Regions from separate parts of the Homo sapiens genome. Here region 1 is linked to region 2. A link is a loop called in an ENCODE intact Hi-C map of the cell type or tissue named here. Cell type or tissue: ovary. All regions are shown on one strand.

Region 1 (4,000 bases), 60 kb before region 2:
GTGTGTGTGTATATATATATTAACTATCATTGAAAGATATTTTCTTTTTCATTTTTCTTTTTTTTTTTAGACGGAGTTTTGCTATGTTGCCAGGTCAGAGCACAGTGGCCCGATCTCAACTCACTGCAACCTCCACCTCCCAGGTTCAAACGATTCCCCTGCCTCAGCCTCCTGAGTAGCTGGGACTACAGGTGCGTGCCACCACGCCTGGCTAATTTTTTCTATTTTAGTGGAGACAGGGTTTCACCATGTTGGCCAGGATGGTCTCGATCTCCTGATCTCGTGATCCGCCTGCCTTGGCCTCCCAAACTGCTGGGATTACAGGCATGAGCCAGCGCGCCCAGCCGAAAGATATTTTCAATAGCACGGTAAACTCTAGGCTAGGACACAAAATTGTTGCAAATCAGGTTTTTTTTTTGTTTTTTTTTTAATCTGTCGCCCAGGCTGGAACGCAGTGGCACCATCTCGGCTCACTGCAACCTCCGCCTCCTAGGATCAAGCGACTCTCCTGCCTCAGCCTCCAGAGTAGCTGGGACTACAAGCGTGTGCCACCACACCTGGTTAATTTTTTATTTTTAGTAGAGATGGGGTTTCGCCATGTTGGCCAGGCTAGTCTCGAACTCCTGGCCTCAGGTGATCCACCCACTTCGGCCTCCCAAAGTGCTGGGATTACAGGCGTGAGCCACCGCACCCAGCCACAAATCAGTATTTGACGTGTTACTTCCACTCACCTAGCTTTCTGTTTACATAAGCCCACAGGGAGAAAATATCTGAATAATGCATCCTGGGACCAAACCATCGGCAGTCATAGGATTCATGGCCATCTTTACTCCCTTCACCATAATTTCTTGTAGTTTCTTAATCTTTACTCTCATTTTTTGCTTTGTAAAAATCAGAGAGAAAGTCATTTCCATTTTGGGAAAAAAAAAAAGAGTGCTAAATAGATGGTTGTTTTTCCTTTATTAGGCAAAAAGTCAGGCCTACGTAATAGAGGATGAAAGAAATCTCTAAAGGTAGAAAAAGCAGAGCTCCCGGAAGGGGCAGAGAGCGGCGCACCTACCCGTGGGCACTGTGGGGAGGGGCTCAACGCGTCTCAGGTCCTGACTGGTATTCAGATGAGGTGTCCTCCTGTGAAAGGTACGAGTGGTACACACACACCACAGCTAAAACAGCAAACAAAACACCACGACCTCGAAAGAAGGGAGGTGGAGTAGCAGGCACAGTTTTCATCCTCCCCTAGCTTCCCTTCACTGTTTGGCACAAACAGTTCTTTGGCTTATTATAGGGCAGTGTGACAAAAATACATTCTAACAGCAATTAAACACCATGTCTAACAGCCAAGTGTTTTTGGTTAATAGAGAGCTCTGCTTATAATAAGAGAAATCATTGTCTAATGCAAAGCAGCTGAAATCTAAGCCCTCGTCCCTATTTCCCATGAGTGAATAGCAGTATTTTCTAAAAACAACAAAAAACATCACCCCACTGAAGGCCTGGCATGTGGCTGACGGTACCTGAAAGAGCTTGCAAACTGACATCAGAGAGGTCTGGGTTTGCATCCTAGCTGTGATTTAAGGAAGAATGACCCAGGACAAAGGTAATCTTTCTAAACCTCACTTTACTCCCGGTAAGAGAGGGTGTGTACAAGGCCCCAGGCAAGACACTGAGACATGCCCCCCAAGTGGACAAGGAGCCCCAGTTAGCCTGATTTCTCCTTTTTGACGTCTTCCTGTCATCAAGCAGAATTGTTACAAATTAAAATAGGCTTGCGGCCAGCGCGCGGTGGGTCCCCACTAAAGGGGTGGAATGAGGTCTAACAGCAGCGGTGTCTGTCCTCGATGCTCTGGGACAGGCGGCCCCCCAGCCTGGTGTCAGAAGGTGTGATGCAAACGCTCTGAAACTGGACTCCACGCCATCAAATTATTTCATTTAGGTGCAATTGTCTTCAATGGTATCAACCACGTGGTACCCTCTACAACTGAGTGTGTTGATTTTGCTTCAAATCCTTAGAATCTTTGTTACAACAACAGATTCCCCATCTGTTTCCCCTGAGTTCACGATGCCAGGCTGGAGGGACAGAAACCCGGGCAGAACCTCGGGGTCAGACCGGGCCACACTGGCCAGCTTGAGGACCTGGGCCAGTGACTTGACTTCTCCCTGAAAAACCAGGATGATACCGCCCACCACCTCGCAGAAACGTCCTGAGAATTCAAAGACATCACGATCCTAAAAAGTTCCCAACGGTGCCTGGCACCAAGGCGATGCGCCATAAATATGTCCTTCCTCTGTGCGTGTGTCCTGCTCCTCAGCTACCGGTGGAGTTTAGAGAAAAGTTCGAGGGCTCCCAGGGAGTTCCAAATCACCATGTTTCCGCTGCTTTTTAAGTAAAATGGAGTTAATACTATCTGCCTTCCAGTCACCTTTAAGGATGCGGTGAGGATTAATTGAATAGGACATATTAAGCCCTTATTTCCTCAGAGAGAGACACCAAGGAAGCACAGGATATTATTCTATCAACGGCCTGCACGGAGATCCTCTCCACAACTGGCATGAAAGGAATGTACCATTTCACTCCCATCCTGCCTGCAATAATCCGAATTCAATTAAGCCAGAAATCTCATTCTGAGAAGCATCTCTTGTTTCACAGGCAATATGAAACCATTCCAGACTCCTGGCCCAAAGAATATGAAATATGATTTACAGTTTACTCTTTTCAAAGCATCCTGAATAGTCTAAGACTACATGAGGCAAGGGAATGCAGGCACTGTGGGCCTCTTTACTTCAGCAGTCTTCCTGTGTTCATTTTCCTGTAGATAATTCACTGATACTGAATAGAAACAGAGGCAAGTACCTATATTATTCTATCAAAAGGAGAACCTGGCAGGACGCGGTAGCTCATGCCTGTATTCCCAGCACTTTGGGAGGCTGAGGCAGGCGGATCACCTGAGGCCAGGAGTTCGAGACCAACCTGACCAATATGGCAAAACCCTGTCTCTACTAAAAATACAAAAAATTAGCCGAGTGTGGTAGTGCACGCCTGTAATCCCAGCTACTCCGGAGGCTGAGGCAGGAGAATCGCTTGAACTCGGGAAGTGGAGGTTGCAGTGAGCCAAGATCGTGCCACTGCACTCTGTCTCACAAAAAGAAGAACCTAAGAAAATATACCTCTTCTTCAAATGTAGAGAAACCTAAAATGTTTCATCTATCTCCCAATATTTAAAATAAGGAAAGAGAACATAGAAGTTCTTCCACAAATATAATTAAAGCCAACATAATACCAGGCATGGTGGCTCACACTTGGTAATCCCAACATTTTGGGAGGCTGAGGTGGGAGGATCGCTTTAGGCCAGGAATTTGAGATCAGCCTGGGCAACATAGTGAGGCCCTGTCTCTATAAAAAATAAAATAAAACATATGGGGTGGGGGGAGGGATAGCATTAGGAAAAATAGCTAATGCATGCTGGGCTTAATACCTAGGTGCAGCAAACCACCATGGTACACACGTTTACCTATGTAACAAACCTGTACATCCTGCACATGTACTATGGAACTTAAAATAAAAATTAAAAAAAAAAAAAAAAAAAAGAAGCTGAGGCCAGGCGCGGTGGCTCACGCCTGTAATCCTAGCACTTTGGGAGACCTAGATGGGAGGATCACAAGGTCAGGAGATCAAGACCATCCTGGCCAACATGGTGAAACCCCGTCTCTACTAAAAATACAAAAATTAACTGGCCATGACAGTGCATGCCTGTAATCCCAGCTACTCGGGAGGCTGAGGCAGGAGAATCACTTGAACCTGGGAGGCGGAGGTTGCAGCGAGCTGAGATCGGGCCACTGCACTCCAGCCCGGGTGACAGAGCGAGACTCCGTCTCAAAAAAAATAAAAAATAAAAAAGCTCAGAGATTTTAAAAAGGATACCCAAATGATTAAAATGGTACATTGTAAAAACTAAGTAAATAAATAAAATAAAAAATAAAACCAACATAACTTTAGTATTCTCTA
Region 2 (4,000 bases):
CCCGGGGGGGCGCCCGGGGTGGGGGCAGACACCGGGGGCAGTGGTGGCGGCGGCGGCTCCCGGCGCCATCTTGGGCTGATCGATGAATTGAACAAAGAGGATCAATTTCCGATCAAGCGAGTGATCAATGGGGGCCGGGGAGCGGGAGGGACTCGGCCCCGACTCGGCCCCGCGGTGCCCGGCACCCCCCTCCTCCCCGCCGCCGCGGGCCCCCCGGCGGCTGGGCCAGCCCGGGGCCCCCGGCGGAGGCCGCGACCGCCCGCAGCCCCCACCCCCGGGCGCGAGGCCGAGCGCGGAGGAGCCTGACCTGCAGCTGCTGTAAATCAAAGCGCTTCCAATATTGAAACATCGATCCCACATTGGCCGCCATCTTGAGACATATTGAGACGGAGTGAGCGGCTGATAGAGAGGGGGCTGGAGTTCAGGAGCCGCCAGGAGGCAGCAGGCGGGCGGCGCCAAAACCCGGCCTGGAGCCGGCCGCCGCCGCCGCCACCGAGGACGCGGACTCCTCCTCACGGCACCGCCGCAGCCATGGCGAGCCCGAGCCGGAGCCGGAGTCGCAGCCCCAGGGCGCGGCGGCCGCGGCCCGGCCTCGCGCGCGCGGCCCCGGCCCCTGCTCCCCCAACCCCCCCACCGCCGCCCTCCCCCTCCCCTCCGCGGGCCGACCGGCGACCCCCGCCCCTCGGGACAACCCCCCCCAAAGTCCGCGGTCGCGCCGGCCACAGACCCGGCCCCGAGGGGGCGCTGGAGGGCAGCGCCCGGGGTCCCCCGGCACCGCGCACCTGGGGAGGGCTGCGGGGGTGGGGGGGGTCTCCCGCTGGGATCGCGATCGCCCGCGGTGGCCGAGCGCAGCGCCTTCAAGACTCCGGTTGGGGGGAACGTCGGAGCGCCCCTGTAGTGGTTAGTGTACAGAGCGCGGAGACGCCGCTACCACCTGCCCGGGACCCCCCACACCCGACCCCTGCGTGGCCCAGGCCCCCCGCAGCAGCGTGCGTGGGAGGCGCCCCGACGGTGGACGGCAACACTCTGATCCCTCTGCGCCCAGCGAGGACCGGGACACCGACACGACCAGGAACAGCGTGGCATGTTTGGAGGAGTGGAGTTGAGGGGGAAACAGCCCTGACCCTCTCAGGGGGCCGCGCGCGTGGATGCCCCACACCCGGACAGCGGCGGTGCCAGCGTCGCACCCGAACGCACCCCAACGGCGGTAGCGCTGGGGGTCCCGGCAGCCCCCATTCGCCCAAGCCGTTCCAGTTTAGGCCACGACAGGAAAAGTCTGGGAGCCCAGTTCTGTGTCCCCCCGCGCCGCTTCAGCGGAACAGCCCAAGAAACTTCCTGTGGTTCAGACACCTTGGTTTGTTGCAACTTTGGGCGCAGAAAGTTGGAAAGTGTGGGTGCACTCACTGAAAACGGAAAGCGTGGTCCCAAGTTTACAGAAATGCTAAAATGCAAACCAAAAAATAAATTCTCTTTTGATTTCTCTCCTCGCGGAAAGCTGGCGAAAGCACACGTTTTATGATCGTCATCTTTCATTGATTATACACACGTGTGACTTGGAGTTTCCAGTAGGAATACTGTTCTTTGACTCTCCCGTACTTCACTGAACGAGTAATTAGTTAAAACAAGTCCCCAAATTCCTTAATCTCAAAATGCATATGTAAATAGAATCTGCATAGGATACAAAATAAAACGCGCAAGTGGAAAACAATTGCTTTTCAAGTGAGTTCGAGGGTTGGCGCAGTGAATTCGGCATTTTTGGAGGAAGAGGCTGGAAATGAAAGTCCCAAGATTTAGAGAACACGCGTGTCCCCAGGTCTTGCGCAGCTGGCCAGGGGCCTCAGTTTCCCCAAGGGGAGGCCCCTGATGTCGGGAACGGGGTTCACTGTCTCCCCAACGCAACCTTGACTCGCCGGTGGGTGGGAGCGCGCTGGCGTCGGGGGGCACGTTGCGAGCCTCCACCCTAGATGCGGTGACGCCGCGCACAGCAGGGCACTGTGGATCTCGGGTGGCCAAGGGCTGCCTCCGTGTGGGGCGCCCCGGCCCGCGCGCTCAGTCGGCCGGCCGCCGCGCTGTAGCTCCGACCGCGCCGCCCGGTAGAGGGCAGCGGCGCCCCGACACTCGGGTCCTCGGGTCCTCGGGTCCCCGCGCACGTGCCCACCGGCGCGCCCAGGCCCCCGCGCCTGCCACGCCCTGTCCCGGAGTCAGGCTTCTGGCGGGAAGCGGCATTGCCACCGAGGGACATTCCTGTCCCGGGGAAATGCGACTTCTAAGGATGCCTGCACACTCGGGGAGGCGGCGGGGGTGGGGGGGGGGGTGCTTCCGCCTTCCCCTGGCATGTCTATTTCTGCGGTGGCAGGCAGGCGAGACCTAGGAATTGCGCTAAAGGTGGCTAGACAAAATGTGCAGGGGCTTAAAAAAAAAAAGAAATCCCTCCCATGGGGAAGGCTCAAGGAAGGATCAGGGAAATGGTTTGGATTTGATGCAGATGTTCTCAATCTAATTATCGTGTAGATCCCCTGGGTTTGAACCAAAAAAGTGAAATATATATGACCTGTGTAATACTCCCGAAATACATCTGGTTGGAATTCAGTATTCTGAATCCATGGCAATATTTTAGAAATAAATCTGATGACTATTAAATACCGTTGTTACATTTCTGGTTATATTTATATTATTTACATGCTAACCTGACTTAGTACAGACACACTATATTGGATGGCCCAGAGGTTAACCTCTATTTAAATACAGTTGAGTTCTCCCACCAAAGTTTTGGGTTACATAAACCTTGTTGCTCTCTGCAGGGGGTGGTGGGAAGGGAGGAGTTTAGAATAACTTTCACCAGCACCATAAAACGTTACTTTGTAAAAAGAAATTCATTCAAAATAAACCACTGATCAAAAGTTATCTGCGTTGAGTGAAACAGCAGAGACCTAAAAAAAACTTTTTAAAGTGCACTTTATTTTTCTTGAGCAAGTATAGACACAGAATAAAAGCAAATTGTATTTATTTCCAAAGACTATTTTGTTTCTTTTGTATTGTTTCAGATTGATTTTTAGCCCCACCATTGTAAAAACCCAGGAGTACCCACTGGCAGAGTGGATCTACAAAGATGTGCGCTGCATAAAATATTTACAAAATATTTTATAGGTTTTAGGACCTAGATTTCCACTGGCACCTACAAAGATAATACAGTAATGGCTATGACCTCCCAGAGCACGGTGTGAGAGGCAGGTAAGTTCTCAAGATAAATGGCCCAGTACCAAGAAATACCTAGGGCACCTGGACACATAATTAATATTACTTAGAATGAAAAACAAGGAAAAAAAAAAAAAAAACAATCCACAGGCATTTGGTCACTTTTCGACACTCAGGCTCTCCCTTTAGGGGATGAAATCTCACAGTTTCCAAGTATATGACCAATTTGCCACCCAAGCTTTCAAAATCAAGCCCCCAGTCATCAGATGGAGGAACTGACCAAGATGATGTTTGTTCCTGACGCCTTTAAATGAAATACAGCTTAGCCCCAAATAAGGTAACTAAATAATTAATATTTGAGCCCAGAATTCCTAAATTTCTTTTCTGGCCCATTTTATTTTGCCTAAAAAGCAGTAAGTAGCCACATGAGGGATGTGATAATACTAACTAATTTAACTTGCAGAAAATTGTAAAGTGCTTTTGGGAGTTCATTCTTTCCTATCTTCCTAACACTAGTGGATTCTCCTTTCCCTGACATCCACATATAGTTTATTAAATCCACTAAAGTAAAAAAAAAATTGTCCAATTCTCCAAAATATGGGTAATTACTACTAAATTGGCCCTCTTTTGGCAGCTCCAAGAAGTGAAAATGTGTCGCGTTGTTTTCTAAAGATTCAAATTTAAAAGTTGTTCTGTTATACTTCACCTAATTCCTTGAAGGAATTAACTATCAAGAATTTCTTCCAAATTGAAAAATGTCTTACACTGTAAGGCATTATTTTAAAAATCCATTTTCTTTATCCCA

What was found. Hi-C counts contacts between places; a loop is a spot of excess contacts. Peaks named below come from ENCODE experiments on the same cell type or tissue, not always from the same donor. Only the 100,000 strongest peaks of a DNase experiment are listed, where the experiment ranks them.
Region 1: a loop joins it to region 2, with 2.1 times the contacts of the local background. A loop is called at or near these places in 22 of 110 quality-filtered maps.

Annotation. Positions count from the first base shown.
Region 1 is chr7:101,872,761-101,876,760 of GRCh38, reverse strand. All of the region lies in intron 1 of CUX1 (cut like homeobox 1), which reads right to left. Among named protein-coding and RNA genes, the nearest start is that of CUX1, 57 kb to the right of the region's middle. In ovary, no CTCF peak of the experiment used is centred here; no DNase peak of the experiment used is centred here.
Region 2 is chr7:101,812,401-101,816,400 of GRCh38, reverse strand. It overlaps a transcript of CUX1 not described here. Among named protein-coding and RNA genes, the nearest start is that of CUX1, 3.2 kb to the left of the region's middle. RefSeq lists an enhancer at 1-519 and silencers at 351-580, 621-1,010, 1,930-2,339. In ovary, a CTCF peak has its summit at 2,077 (motif pointing right); DNase peaks (open chromatin) are centred at 470, 750, 1,290, 2,080 and 1 weaker place; H3K4me3 peaks cover 2,762 bases; H3K27ac peaks cover 2,755 bases.